Linked DNA regions of Homo sapiens: region 1 is linked to region 2. The links are chromatin contacts, found by Hi-C or POLR2A ChIA-PET in ENCODE. All regions are on one chromosome and are shown on one strand. The core of a region is the stretch at or near the end of the contact, and the rest is flanking DNA. Distances in the headings are between cores, read along the strand shown. Region 1 has its middle 7.5 kb from the start of LINC00880. Region 2 has its middle 15 kb from the start of LINC02029.

Evidence for each region. Hi-C counts contacts between places; a loop is a spot of excess contacts on that map. ChIA-PET counts read pairs that join two places held with the same protein, here RNA polymerase II (POLR2A). Pooled maps may share reads with other maps.
Region 1: a pooled map shows a loop between it and region 2 (4-fold over the local background). The contact joins two enhancer-like sites. A Hi-C loop is called at or near these places in 1 of 168 maps with a recorded cell type or tissue (Caco-2) and 7 of 50 pooled maps. POLR2A ChIA-PET finds 5 or more read pairs at or near these places in 7 of 52 experiments (AG04450, CD4-positive, alpha-beta memory T cell, H1 and 4 more).

The regions. Positions count from the first base shown.
Region 1 is chr3:157,127,075-157,133,924 of GRCh38, forward strand. No RefSeq gene overlaps it. Among named protein-coding and RNA genes, the nearest start is that of LINC00880, 7.5 kb to the left of the region's middle. RefSeq lists enhancers at 1,095-2,294, 1,344-1,553. Within about 2 kb of position 3,062, at least 32 of the 41 ENCODE cell types and tissues checked have a DNase peak (open chromatin) inside an H3K27ac peak, as active enhancers do.
Region 2 is chr3:157,063,257-157,070,047 of GRCh38, forward strand. No RefSeq gene overlaps it. Among named protein-coding and RNA genes, the nearest start is that of LINC02029, 15 kb to the right of the region's middle. RefSeq lists a silencer at 1,039-1,118 and an enhancer at 1,389-1,518. Within about 2 kb of position 3,541, at least 5 of the 41 ENCODE cell types and tissues checked have a DNase peak (open chromatin) inside an H3K27ac peak, as active enhancers do.

The sequences.
Region 1 (6,850 bases), core at 1,812-4,311, 63 kb after region 2:
TGAGACATTGAAGCTTTGATGGGAGACTGGACTGAACTTCCCAGACCAAAAATTAGATGTTTAGTAAAACCTGAAAGCGACCAGGAAAGCTTTGGAATATGCCTGGCATTTCATCCAGGAAAGTTGAAGAATAATTCAACAGAGTGAGCTTAAAAAGATGGCAATGAAAGAGAATTAAGTTGGTTACTTTTTGTATCCAACCGGGTCCAACTTGATCGATCTTCTACAGGTTTCATTATTGAATGAAAGGGACTTAGTGTCTTTCCTGTAGTTTTTCAAATTATTTATTCTTATATCTCATTAAGTAAAAATCAGGGGGAGGGGGATGACTTAGTTTTCAAGCATGTTCTTTAAAACCACAAACTAGAGAGCAGTGGGGTGGGGAGGTGCAGGGACATGTATGGGTTCCCATTGGTGCTATAACAAATCACATAACAAAGCTTGGCAGGTCAGGATGGGTTTCACCGGGCTAACATCAAGGTGTAGGCCGGGCTGCATTCCTTCTGGAGGCTCTAGGGCAGAATCTGTTTCCTTACTTTCCAGCTTCCAAAGGCCACCTGCATTTCTCAGCTCATGGCCCCTTCCCCGCCAGCAGCAGGGTAGCATCTTCAAATTCCTCTCTGACCCTGGCTCCCCTGCCTCCTCCTTTCACGTAGAAGGACCCTTGTGATGACATTGGACTCCCCCAGTAATCCAGATAATCCAGAATAATCTTTTCATCTCAAGATACTTAATCACATTTGCAAAGTCCTTTTTGCTATATAGAGTAACACTGTATATTCACAAGTTTCAGAGATTGGGGAATGGACGTCTTTGGGGGACCAGTCCTCTGCCTATTACAGAAGAGGCCCAGGTGCATGAGCTGGGCCTGTGATTCACCTCTCAGAGAACACCCTCCCCCTTGCCTGTGGGTCAGCCAGGAATAATGGTGACGGAGAGGAAAGAGGCTCTGTGTAATCTTGGGGAAAGTACACAATCTGCCAGTACTTCAGTTTCTTCATCTGTGAAATTATAGCCTTAGCTGTCCCTAAAGTCCCTTCCAAATCTAAGCCCTTTGCTCCTTTTATCTTTTGGCAAAATAAGCATTTGAAGAAATCTGGCTATCTCAAGAACCCCAGCTGATCTTCTAATGCACACTGCCAGGCCTCCACCACCCCCGGGCCAAGAGGGAGTCTCTGACAGCTGAATTGTGGAAACCTCTGGGTGAGGCAAGCAGCCCTTTGCTTTCTCCAAGGAACAAAGAGGCACGAGGAAGGCACTGGTGGGAGGCTTGGGGTGAGAGGCCTCTCCACCAGGGCAATGAGTTATCCTGTCCCTTTCTACTGACTCACCACTGAAGGCCTTGGGCAATTGTGCCAGCCAGAATCACAGAAGTGGCTGCGAACTCAGAGATAACAGAGTGGTCCAGGGAAGCCCCAGTGGACTGAGTCATGGCCAGGCTCTCACAGCCCTCTTCTCGAGTCAGCATCGACTCCCTGTGATCTCCCTGGAGCCTCAGACTCTCAGAAGAGCAGGTCTCAGAACACTGGAGATGAAAGGAACCTGAGACACCATGTCATAAGCCCTGCCCACCAACCTCCCTATCATGTGACTTCTCGGGCTGGTTGTGTTTTTTTTTTCCCCAGCTACTCTGATAAATCACATTGTTTGGATGGCTGAGCTCTGTCTCTGGTCTGACTTTAAAATTAAGGTTCACTTTGCCCCTCAACGCCATGGGTCCAGCTCTCAGGACTCCTCCAGGCTACCTTTACCTTCCATTTTTGAGGTAGTGTCATCTACCAGCAAGAGCTCTGAGCCATAAATCAGGAAACCAGGGCTTCCTGCTTCTGTCCTCTGACCAGACAGAAATGGAGCATTCACCAAGTCACATCATCTCTTTGGGACTCATCAGGGTTTGACTGTGTTTTCCCCAGAGTCCCTTCTAGTACCAACAGGAGAGGATCAGATCATCCTAAAAGCCCTCTTCAATTCTGAAGTCAGTCATCCTCTATCAGAGTTCCTGAACACAGCCAGGCTGGTTCTGCCGGGGATAGCCGTGGCTTGTGACTGCCATGCCTCTCCTCCTCCCAGGAAGGTACAGAATCCACAGCCTCAGGAATGCCAGGCATTCTGCCAAGGGCGCCCTTCCTTTTCTCGGTCTGGTTTCTCAGTCTCTCTCTTCCCAATCTAGACTAGACTGTCACCTCCACTCACCAATCCCGTGGAGGGGTCAGGGGTGGGACGGAGGAGAGCCAGAAACGATGAACTGCGACTCTACTCCTCATCTGTGTGGCAGGCCTGTCATTCCTCCTCCAGTCGGGCCTGCCTAACTAGACCAGCACTGGGGTCACTCTGCGTGTGAGTGGGGAGGGATTCCTGCCTATCCAGTGACCCTGCTTAGTGGGTGGATGCCACCTCTGTCCCTGGAGCACCCGAAGCACCCAGGGGCCCCCACCTACCTGTTTCACTTCTCCAGGGCTTCCGTGTAAGGCCACCTCCCCCACCTCAGGCCTGGCCCCTCTTTGCTAAGGACTGCTTATCCCCAGGATGTTTTTGGCACCTTCTGGGCCACAAAGGTGCTTCCTGTAAAAGAACAAACCGCCCCAGGTTGCCTTTTGACACATCTATTTCAGGGTCAGTTGGCATCTTATGTTTCGCCTAAAAAACTGAACAATCTTTTTTCTCTCATCCAGTAAGAAAAGTCTTTTTTTTATTTTCACATGGGTTTATGCACCCCCTGCCCCCCACCTTTTCAGAAGGAGGCTCAATGCAAGTATCTGTGTTATAAACTAGCTTCCTACACTGGCCCTGCCCCTGCGCGGACTTAGCCTTCCTAAGAAGGGGCTCCTTTTCTCCTGGCATGTGCTCGGCTGCTGGAGAGAAAGGCCTATTGTTCTTCATGTGCCCAGTACACTCAGCCAGGCAACACGCTGGGTGTTCCTCCCAGGAGGTAGAAAACCGCCTCCCCAAGATCGGATCATTTTATACCTTGTGTTTTGTTTGGTTTTGTTTCTGGCCTTTCCTTCTTTGCTGTACCTCCTTCCCGAGCGCTCAGAGCCCATAGAGCACTTATTTCTTTCCGTTCCCTTTGCACAGTGAATTGCCTTTTGTATGCCTTTGATGTGATTGCTCAGCTTCCAAGGGAGGGGAACGAGTGTCTCGTCTCTCCCACCTAGAGGCTCGTGCTGCCTGTGGTCAGGAAGAGAGCGAACAAAGGCGTGCTTGGCCCCGAGGGAGGCTGGGGTAGGGCCCACGCGTGGAATGTAGGGTCTCTTCTGCCCAGAGGTGGAAAGTCGAGCAGTGCTTTGGGGTCTGCGGGGCTCTCCAGCGATGATTTGGGGTGCTCATGGCAGGGCTGAGCTGGGCAACAATATGAGGAGAGGTTTTGCTTCTTGGTCCCTGTCCCATCTGCTTAGAGTATCCGGGTTGTCTGGGGCTCCGAGGGAGGAGCACTACAGCAGGAGCCAGGAATTCGCCTGCCTCTGCCACCGTGTGACCCCGCATGACACTGACCCTCCCAGGGGGAGCCTCCCTTTCCTGGCCCTTGAGTGGGGCAATAACTCCTGCCCCACCCGCTGGCTTTCTGGGTCTCATGTGGTGAGGAGCAAACACGACACTCTCTGAGGAAACGCGGTGAGAAGCAAGAGCCCTTTGTGAGTCAGAGGTGGTGGCTGTTGCTGTCTTTCCCACTGTTTACCAGGCGCCCCCCACCCAATTTCCCGTGAGCATCTAGTGACCCCATGCTACCCCCTTGTGGCCAAAATGCGACTCATCATTCATTGCTGTGAAATTACCTTGCTATTAAAATCGTAAGGAAAAATAAATAATGAAAGTAATTAATAATAATGAATATATAGTAATTAACCCAGACTGGAATACCTTTACTTTTCATCAATAAATCCATAAAATATAATTTTTAATACTTTTTGATGGAGGAAATGGCGCATGAAGAAAAAAGTGCTTAATGTGGGCCCAGACCCAAGGTGAGCGTGGGACTGAGGGCGCCCTTCCCGGCTACTACCCAGCTGCTGGCGGCGCCAGGGAGGCCTGCCCGAGGCCAGACGGTGGCCACTTGCCGAGGCTCCCCTAAAAGGTCCTATATGTCCCCAAGATGATGGGGCCAGGATGAGGAACAGGTGAGAAAGCACTTGGCCGCTCTTCCTCAGCTCTTTAAAATCTTTTCAGGTCCCTCAAGATTACAAAACACTTTAATAGCTATCTTTTTCTTTACTGAGATAGAACCGGTTGTCTGGAGGCAAATTAGAGCTCCTGCATGTTGAAAAATAAGTGACCAATAACTGCGTGTTTCCTCGTTACAATCTCCTTCCTCAGACACAATCTCACCTTCCACTCACCACAGCCCTGAAGCAGAACTATCCTCGTTTTCAGACGAGGAACTTGGGGTCTGAGAGATCATATGCTGGTCAGATGGAGCAACAGCCTGAACCCAGGGATTCTGATATCAAACCCCTCACTTTTTTCTTTTCTTTTTCTGTTGGGGGGGGTGGTTGGGGGGACAGGGTCTCTCACTCTGTCACCCAGGCTGGAGAGCAGTGGTGTGATCACAGCTCACTGCAGCCTCACACATGTGGGCTCAAGCAATCCTACCACCTCAGCCTCCAGAGTAGCTGGGACCACAGGCATGCACCACCACACCCAGCTAATTTTTGTATTTTTAGTAGAGACAGGGTTTCACCATGTTGCCCAGGTTGGGGTCGAACTCCTGAGCTCAATGAATCTGCCTGCTTTGCCCTCCCAAAGTGCTGGGTTTACAGGTGTAAGCCACCATGCCTGGCTCCCCTTACTTCTTTTACTATGTGAAGGGCTTGGAGTTGAATACTGGGTGAACCCCAGCCCTGCAGAATGAGAACAGTCTATATGGAGAGGAGGAAATGCTGCAAAAAATGTACCAAGACTTTTCCTTCCATACCTGTGGAATAAATCTAGTCAACAGTCATCCTCTAGTCACGATGAATAATCTCCTGGAAACTCATGCCTTTGACCTGGATAAGTGCTTTCCTTTTCCCTTCTCCTCTGGCAGAGATTCCTTCAGAATATTCGCCTCTCCAGATGTCTTCTTTACTTTCCCGATAGCCTATGCCCAGGTTTCTGAGGAGTTTCCTTTCAGACGTGGCTTCCTGGTGTTGTAACTGGGATGCAGTCTTGCCCTCTGTGTCCCTCCAGCCGCATGTCCTCCCTCTTTTCCTGAGAAGGCAGGGTCATGGACATCTAGAGACCCACTGCAGAAGTGAGAATTTTGTCGACTTAGTGCCAAGTATTGTCCTGCTTTGATGAAACCAATGAGCACAACACTGAAGAGCTTGTGAGGGTCTGACAGTGGAGGAAGGCGCAGGTGGACAGGCACAGAAGAGCACCCCAGAAGACACCCCTAGAGCACCCCAGAAGACAGTTGGACACCCCCTCTAAAATGCTGCTGGTTGCAGTACCAGGCATCCACAGAAGGGTTTCCAACACTCACAGTGCAGTGAAGTGACACACAGGCTCACTTTCTTACCAATGAGGACCTGAGCCAGAGTGCAGAAAGCCTTCTTGCAGATCTTCCATGTCTGGGGTACACTAAGTGAGATCATATTTGTGTTCTTACACTGTCTAGGAAAGCTCATAGTTCATAAACATCTCTTGTGTACCAGTCTCTGGCATTTTTTAATACATCATCTCATAAACATCAGGAAAACCCTCTGAGGTAAGGATTATTTGCCCTGTTTTGCATATTATTAAATTGAGGTTCAGAGAGGTTAATAGACTTGCCCAAGATAACAAAGCTATTTAGGAGAGTCAGGGCATGATGTGAGCTCCAGAAAATGTTACACCCTTGAAACTATGGTTTGCCTGACCAAGGACACCTCTGGCCACTTTTCTGCTTTGGGGTGGGAGTCCCTTGCATCACATTAGATGAGTGCATATGATCTTTCCATTGATTGCATTTATACATTGAGTGATCAGGTAACTTGGTTACACATGGATATGCCTGCACCCAGAATTGGCCATTGTGCCAGTTTCCTGCCCCCTTCTTCCACCACACACAAAGGCCAAGTCATGATTGTGTCAGTCCCTGTGGCCTCATTCGTCTGTCTGCCACAGATGTCTGAGCAGCTGTGGGGCAACTGACCAAGAACAGAGAGAACGTGGGCTTTGGAGCCAGGCAGGCTTGGATTTAAATTCTAACTGCCATATTTTCAGGAAAAACTACCCAGATTCTAAGATGGGGATGGGGACAAGGAAAGGTGGAGAGGAAGTTAGAGTCAGAATCATGGGACCTCATCCTAGTTCTGAGAAGAGGAGGGGGCAGGTGCCAGGGCCACTGCCCTATGCCACCAGCCCTCTCCAGAACAATTGGGGCCCACTGCTGGTCACTGGCAACCCTCTGCTCAGAGGACACAATTTCAGGGGTCCAAAGAAGACTCCAGTGGTCTCCCAAATTCTCTCTTATACACTGATTTAAAACTCTTTTAAGGCCCTGGCCATAAGCTAAATGTAAACATCCCTGGAAAGTTTACAATGTGAGAGAAGCAGCATGGAGTTTGGGGGAGCACTTGCTGTGGAGCACAGTGGAATCCAATCTTTATACATGAGCAATAAGCCTCTGTCTTCTCATCTCTGACATATAATAGCTAATACTACAATAAGAATGGTTAACATTTCCCTCTAGCTATTCTAAATGCTTTTTATACATAAGTTAACTTCTTTAATGCTCACAATAGCCCAATTCCCATTTTGCTGGTGCAGTGGGCACATAGGTCCAATCCTCTGCCCAGGGTCACAACAGCTGGACTTTGAAGTGACGCAGTCAGGCAGCAGTGTCCCTGAGTGTCACCTCCACACCATTCTGGTACTTAGGAGAATAATGAGG
Region 2 (6,791 bases), core at 2,291-4,790:
AATTTTAGGGCACCATTCTGAAACCTGTGTGTGACTAAAGGGATTCTGAGAAACAAAGGTTCACTGTGGGTGTAGTTAGAGCTCCTTGAGTAGCAAGCAACAGAAACTGACCTTGGCTCATCTAAATCAAAAGGGAATTTACTGGAAAAACAGCTGATCTTTCAATAGCTCAACTGGAAATCAGGTCCAGAAACTAGGAAAGAACAAACAGGAACCGGGGTGACGCCATAGGCAAGAAGCAGCACAGAATCAAGACCTAGGACCTCCTCATTGGGGTCGCTTGGCTACACAACTGTGAATCACAAATGAGCTCCAGTTGGTTTCCATCTTTTGATGACTTTGTTCAAATGTCAGATTCCAAGGAAGGAGGATCTGACCGACCTCATGTGGCTCACATGCATTACCCCAGGCCAGAGAAAGGCAGACACCCTGACTAACAACTTTCCATATGTAGAATAAGTAATTCTTAGAGGTAGGTCAGGGCACAGCCAGCCAAAACCAAAACTGTTTACCATACCATGTTACCTGGCAGGTGAGGTACACTAAGATTTAACCATTGTTAATCTCTGAGCCCAAATTAATTTCCCACATCGAACTCCTGCCTCCCCACCCCACCACACCCCACCAAAGTAGAATTCTGTGGAAGTGAAGAGACCCAGGAACTGTTAAGCTTTGATCAGACACGACTGAGAAATTCTAAATACCAGCCATCGTGTATGTGGTGCTGTGCTGGAAGTTGGTATGAATAAATAATTAAAATAAATAATCCTGCTTTAACTTGAACTGAGGTTTAGCCTTTCTCCCTCCCCACTTCTTTTTCATCTGGAGCTCTGGGCTTTGACTGATTAAAAACAACAAGGGAGCAAGTGAACTGGAAGGAGTCTTGACTGAGAGCCAAAGCCAGACTCCTGCTGCCTTCTGCTGGGCCAGAGTCCCCTCCTCCATCTGATGAGCCTAGTGCAGAAAAGAGAGCCCAAAAGATATTGCCTGGCTTTGTTTGAGAGGAATGCTAAAACCAGATCAGTACAGGGGGCAATGGGAAGCTGGCTCTCCCCAAGAGGTCTCTCCCTTGAGACAAAATCTCTCAGGCTTGTCTTTCTCTCCTGGCTTGTAGGAATCACGCCTCATCCCAGTGGCTATAACTGAAGCCATTGGCCCTGCGTGTGCTGCTTCTGGTACCCGCGAACAGAAAGAAGAAACCCAGTTCCCCTCAGGCACCCTCATCATTCAGCCAGGCAGTGATAGGAAGAAAAGGGGAACTGATAACTTTCAGGAACAGAAGCAAAGTAACACAAATCTCATGGCACTGTGGCACATGACAAGTCACAGGATCAGGGCGGGGGTTCATGCAGGAATGTAACACGGGAGATGAGCTGCCCTTGAGGACAGGGCGGTGGTCAGGAAATGGCAGACTCCACTCTTTCTGAAAAGAGGCCAGGAGTCCTGGTCTCAGGTCCTTGGGTACTGCAGAGCAGACGTCATTAGACATTTCCTTTGAGTAATCAGGACTGCAGGTAATGAATTACTCCCTTGGGAAGTGGGTTTGGGGCTGCAAAGTGGGGACAGTGATCCTACACTGATCTCCAGAGTCAACTCAGTCTTCAAGAGTACATTCTAGAAAGACTTTGGGATCTTTACATCCACAGAGCCAAGGCAAGATCCCAAGAGCTCTGGAGAATGCTCTTTCAGAGTCCCAGAGGAGTGGAGAAATGACCATTTGGTCCAGGACACTTGCTGATTTGGGAAGGGGCGGCCTTGCCAGTCTGTGGAGCCAGGGTCTGAGTAGAATCATCACAGAGTACTCTGCCCAGAAAGAGTTACAGTGGCCCCACCACATGCAGAATTTAGAAACTGCCATGCCATACAATACTAGTAAAAATATTAACAGGGTTCCAGTTTTCCCCACGATAAACACTTCAATATTTTTTTCTAAAATATCAAATCATTTCCATTTTTTCTCATTTTCTAGGGCTTTGTTTGCCTAGTCTGCTTCGGGTAACGATGTGCTAGGCATGGCCCCAGGAGGCTCCAGCAGACTTTGTTAACTGGCAAGAGGCTGCTTTTGTGCATCACAGCAGGAAGAAAGTCTACATGTGAAAAGCTTCCTGCTTGGAACATGGGGGTCAAGAGGACTTGCTCCTAAGGAGGAGAATATCTGTCCTGGGCAGGCTCTGTTCTCCCCCACAGGGCTTCTCTGGGTGGGCCCCTCAGCCCCATCTGCAGAGCGGAGGCTGAAGGACCAAGAGCAGGTCATGTGGGTCTGAGGGCACCTGGGATGAACTGTCACCCTGAGAACTATCTGTTGAACGCAGCCTTCTCTTCGGTGACACTTAGTCCCAATCTAAGGGTCTCTGGCATGGAGCGTGTCAACTCAGCATGCAAGCTCTGCTGCACCGGCCATCCCTCTTCCACAGATGCTCTTGCCTGCCTTTCCCTGTACTCAATCCCACCCTCGCTCTGTGTCCATCCCTAAACCCACTGTAGCTGGAAGTCCATTTCTCTCCTTCTATGGGGCACTTACATTCTTCTGACCTTTCACCTGTGTTGCCTACACTTAGCTTTTCCTTTTAACTTTTAATCTGTTTTGGGCTCATATCTAAAGTCTATCATATGCTCCAGAAGGCCAGGGTCATTTTTTTTTCTATTCTCTGTGTGTCCTGCACAGTCCCTAACACATAATAAGTGCTCCTCTGTGTCCCTTTTTCCTCAAAAAGCTTGCTGATAATAGCTCAATTACAGGACACATACATCACCTTCACACATTACCTAGAACAGTGGCCCTTAACCTCTTAAGAGTGACTATATTCTTAAGAATATAGTGAAAGCGACAAACCCCTCCTCAAAAAGATGCACATGGACATATATGGAAAAATTGCTTCATGCAAATTTCAGGATTTTACAGCCCCTCTGCAACCTGTTCAGCCATTGACTCTAAGCTAAGAAACACTGTTTAAACCGGTTCTTTTAACTGCACTGCGAGGTGGCTGCACAGACATTGTGGCCTGTGTTTAACAGGTGGGAAAAACTGAGGGTTGGAGATGGGGAGAGACTCCTCCAGACTGCTCTATATGGTTGATTGGTGTGGCTCCTTGCCCAGTGCCCACATCTCCTTTGATATCTATTTTGCAGATTTGCCCTGAGAAGTGCAAAATCAACACAGAAATATCTCTTCCATCAGTACCTGTGCATCAGGGCAGAAACTGTAATTCTTGTCATTCTTGCCCTTGCTATGATGTTTGGCATCTGATGAAACAGTGCCTCACAAAGTCCAGCTGCAATTCTTGCCAGGGCTGAAGCGAGTTCCTCTCCTGGTGTCAGAGGACAGCTTGCTTATTGTTGTAAATTTTTTATTTTCTCATCAGAGGCTCCCAGCTGTCTCTCCAAATCTGAATACAAGAAGTCAAATGTGAGAGCAGCCAGGTGGAGTTATTAGCATTGCGGCAGACCTTCTCATCTCAGCAGCTGCATCAGTTATTCTCGTGTGTTGGCTTGAGATGCCCTGCACCAAACCATGGGCCCTTTACTCAATCGACCCCATGATTCGGAAGGCCCCGGCATCTCGGCAGGCAAATGACGTGATGAGGAAGGAGTCATGGAAGGGCATTGAGCCAGCACCTTACACAGCAGCTTCAGTTTCCACTGTCAGTGCGTGATATGTGAATGAAAATCCCTGCGTAGTCATTAATGCATAATGCCTCAGTCACTGCCTCAAAAATCAATCTTTTACTGCCTCAACGAGGAAAAAAAACAATCCCACTGCTCTCCCAGGCCCTGTAGTGTGAGTCTATCATGGCCACTTGGGCATCACTTGGGCTCAGCTCCCTGACATGACAGAGTGTAATAGCTTCATAAAAAAGCAAGAGTGGTGGTTTTTTCAAACACCATTTGCTGTGTTTGAACAAATGTGCTTCATCACAGCTCCGCCTGCCTGTGGGCTGCTCTGTAGCTGACAGATAGCCCCAGCCTAAGGAAGCTAAGGTAAAGATACATGAAGTTCACCTTCCTGCACACTCAAAATATTCAAATCTTCTCTAACCACAGCCACAGGGCTCGTGCCAAATAGGTGTGCCCCTTCCTTGAATTTGTATGTGTGAATATTTCAAGCAGTGATGGCCCTGTATACCTTCTAAGGAAAAATATGTCTCTCAAATCAGCTGTTGTTGTTACTTTTTGCCCTTGTGGTTTCCCGGCATGACCCCAGGCACCTGTTAGTAGCTGTTGTGCTCCAAGACCACAACCTCCTAAACAAAGGTATTTATATTTCAAAGGGGATGAGGCCTTATTCAGTTCCTTCCTTCCCCACCTCCTTTAAGAAAATTCCAGCATTTGGGCTGGGCGTGGTAGCTCACTCCGGTAGTCCCAGCACTTTGGGAGGCCGAGATGGGTGGATCTCTTGAGGACAGGAGTTCGAGACCAGCCTGGCCAACATGATGAAACCCCATCTCTACTAAAAACACAAAAATTAACTGGGCATGATGGTACATGCCTGTAGTCCTAGCTACTCAAGAGGCTGAGGCAGGAGAATTGCTTGAACCCAGGAGGCAGAGGTTGTAGTGAGCCAAGATCTTGCCATGCACTCCAGCCTGGGAGACAGAGTGAGACTCCATCTCAAAAAAGAAAAAAAGAAAAGAAAATTCCAGTGTTTGACTAGCGTGCACTGTGATAGCCTGTCAGGGAGAAATATTTGGCCAGAGGTGTAAGTGGCTGCTGTGCACTGTTGTGTTAAAATGACGGTGACTCTAGGAGTCAGGACACTGTGTAGGACATCACTGAGCATCATGTCTGGTACTTTCTCTCAGCCTCCTTTGGGAATCACCTGCATCAGTGGTTCTCAACCAGGGGTAGTTCAGGAGACATTGTCAATGACTGGGGATACTGCCAGTGTTTTTGATATCATAACTTGGGAGGAAGAGGAGGAGGAGGAGTGCTACTGGCATCCATTGGGGAGAGGCCAAGGATGCTGCTCAACATCCAGCAGGGCACAGGACAGCCCCCCACAACCAAGAATTATCCAGCCCAAATGTCAATGGTGCCAACGTTCAGAATCACTGGCTACATTGACTAAGTCACTGCCACTTTCGCACTACAGTCTGTTCCAATAATCTGTGGTAGAGATACACATCTGGATAGGAAAATTGTCATCCTTCTTCAATTCATTTAAATTTCATAAAAATGTATTGGATGTCTAACCTGTGTAAGGGCCATGGGAATGATGACAGAGAGCGTCTCGGCCTTCCAGAAACTTAAGTCCAGTGACAGAGACAGACAAGTGCGTACCAACCATGCAATGCCATATCAGGAGCGGGTGGCGAGTGCTGTCACAGCATACAAGGGGCTGGGAACCTGAGAAGCAGAGATGACCTCCAGCCGGCCCAGAGGGCAGGCAGGCTATGCAAAGTTTTCAGAAAAAAATAGATGTGAGCTGTGGGGGCTGCAGGGATGAGGAAACCTCACACAGGTGAAGCAGGACGGGGAGCTCTGAAGACTCAGGGAAGAATGTGAGCAAAGGCAGAGATGCTGCCTGGTGGGATGGTGGGAAAGGAAGTAAGGGGCTGACTTCTGTGGCTTGCCCTAGGCCGCCTGGTGCACTAGGGTGGAGGAGGCTGACTTTCTTCCTTTTGTTACATTTACTATTTTGGAATAGTGGGCCACATATTTACATTTCAGACTTTTATAGTCTCTTCCTTTGTTTGCTACGGTCACATTAATATTCAGTAGAGAATCTTGCCATTTTTATGCAGTATTTAGTGGAGAAGAGACTTTTCACCTAAAAGTAAATTACAAGTTTCTCCTGCAGAGAGTGGTAGCTCATGCCTGTAATCCCAACACTTTGGGAGGCTGAGGTGAGAGGACTGTTTGAGACCAGGGATTTGGGACCACTGGCAATATAGTGAGACCCCATCTCCACAAAAAATAAAACAATTAGCCTGGTGTGGTGGCGCACGCCTGTTGTCTCAGCTACTCCGGAGGCTAAGGTGGGAGAATCGCCTGAGGTGGGAGCATTGCCTGAGCCCAGGAGGTCGAGGGTGCAGTGAGCCATGATTGTGCCACTGCACTCCAGTCTGGGTGACAGAGCAAGACCCTGTTTCAAAAAAAAAGATTTCTCCTGAGGCCAGAACTAAATAAGCTGCTGTATTTGGTTCAGTCGTTAGTAATTCACATGAATCACAATTTGGTTTTAGAAAAACTCATTTTTAGTGCATATATTTGAAAATATCTCAGAATCATGGATTCCAGAGACGGAAGAGATCTTGAGAAATGCTCAGGTTCAGTTTTGTCTGGTCCAACCAGATAAGCTATTTTCGTCATCATTTCACAGATGAGACAATTAAACATCTGCACATTTTAGACAGAAAATAAGCCTACGTTAAGTGGCAGGATTTTTAAACCTGATGCATTTGCTAAGTGGTGCAGTACTCGAGATTTGGAGGTGAGAGAGTAACTATTGTCCAGACTCAATTGCCCAGAGATCAAGGAGGTAGACTTGGGGGTAGAGGGATACAGGCTTAAAGGGCAGTAGGAAGCCACCCAAGCTCAAGATTTATTGGAGGGCAGATTCTCATCTCTATACTGATTGAGTGACCCCAGCCAGTGAGATCTCCTGGAAGCAGATGTGGGGAACAGTTGTGATTGTTGTAAGTCAGAGGACAAAGTTCATCTGGAGAGAGCATCTGTCCAGGGAATCTCTGGAGACTGGAGCCACTGTAGGAAATTCGGGATTTCAACAGAGAAAAAGCTTCCCTTGGGTGTGGGCAGGCAGGGGATATCCCTGGGGATCTTGACCGTAAGTG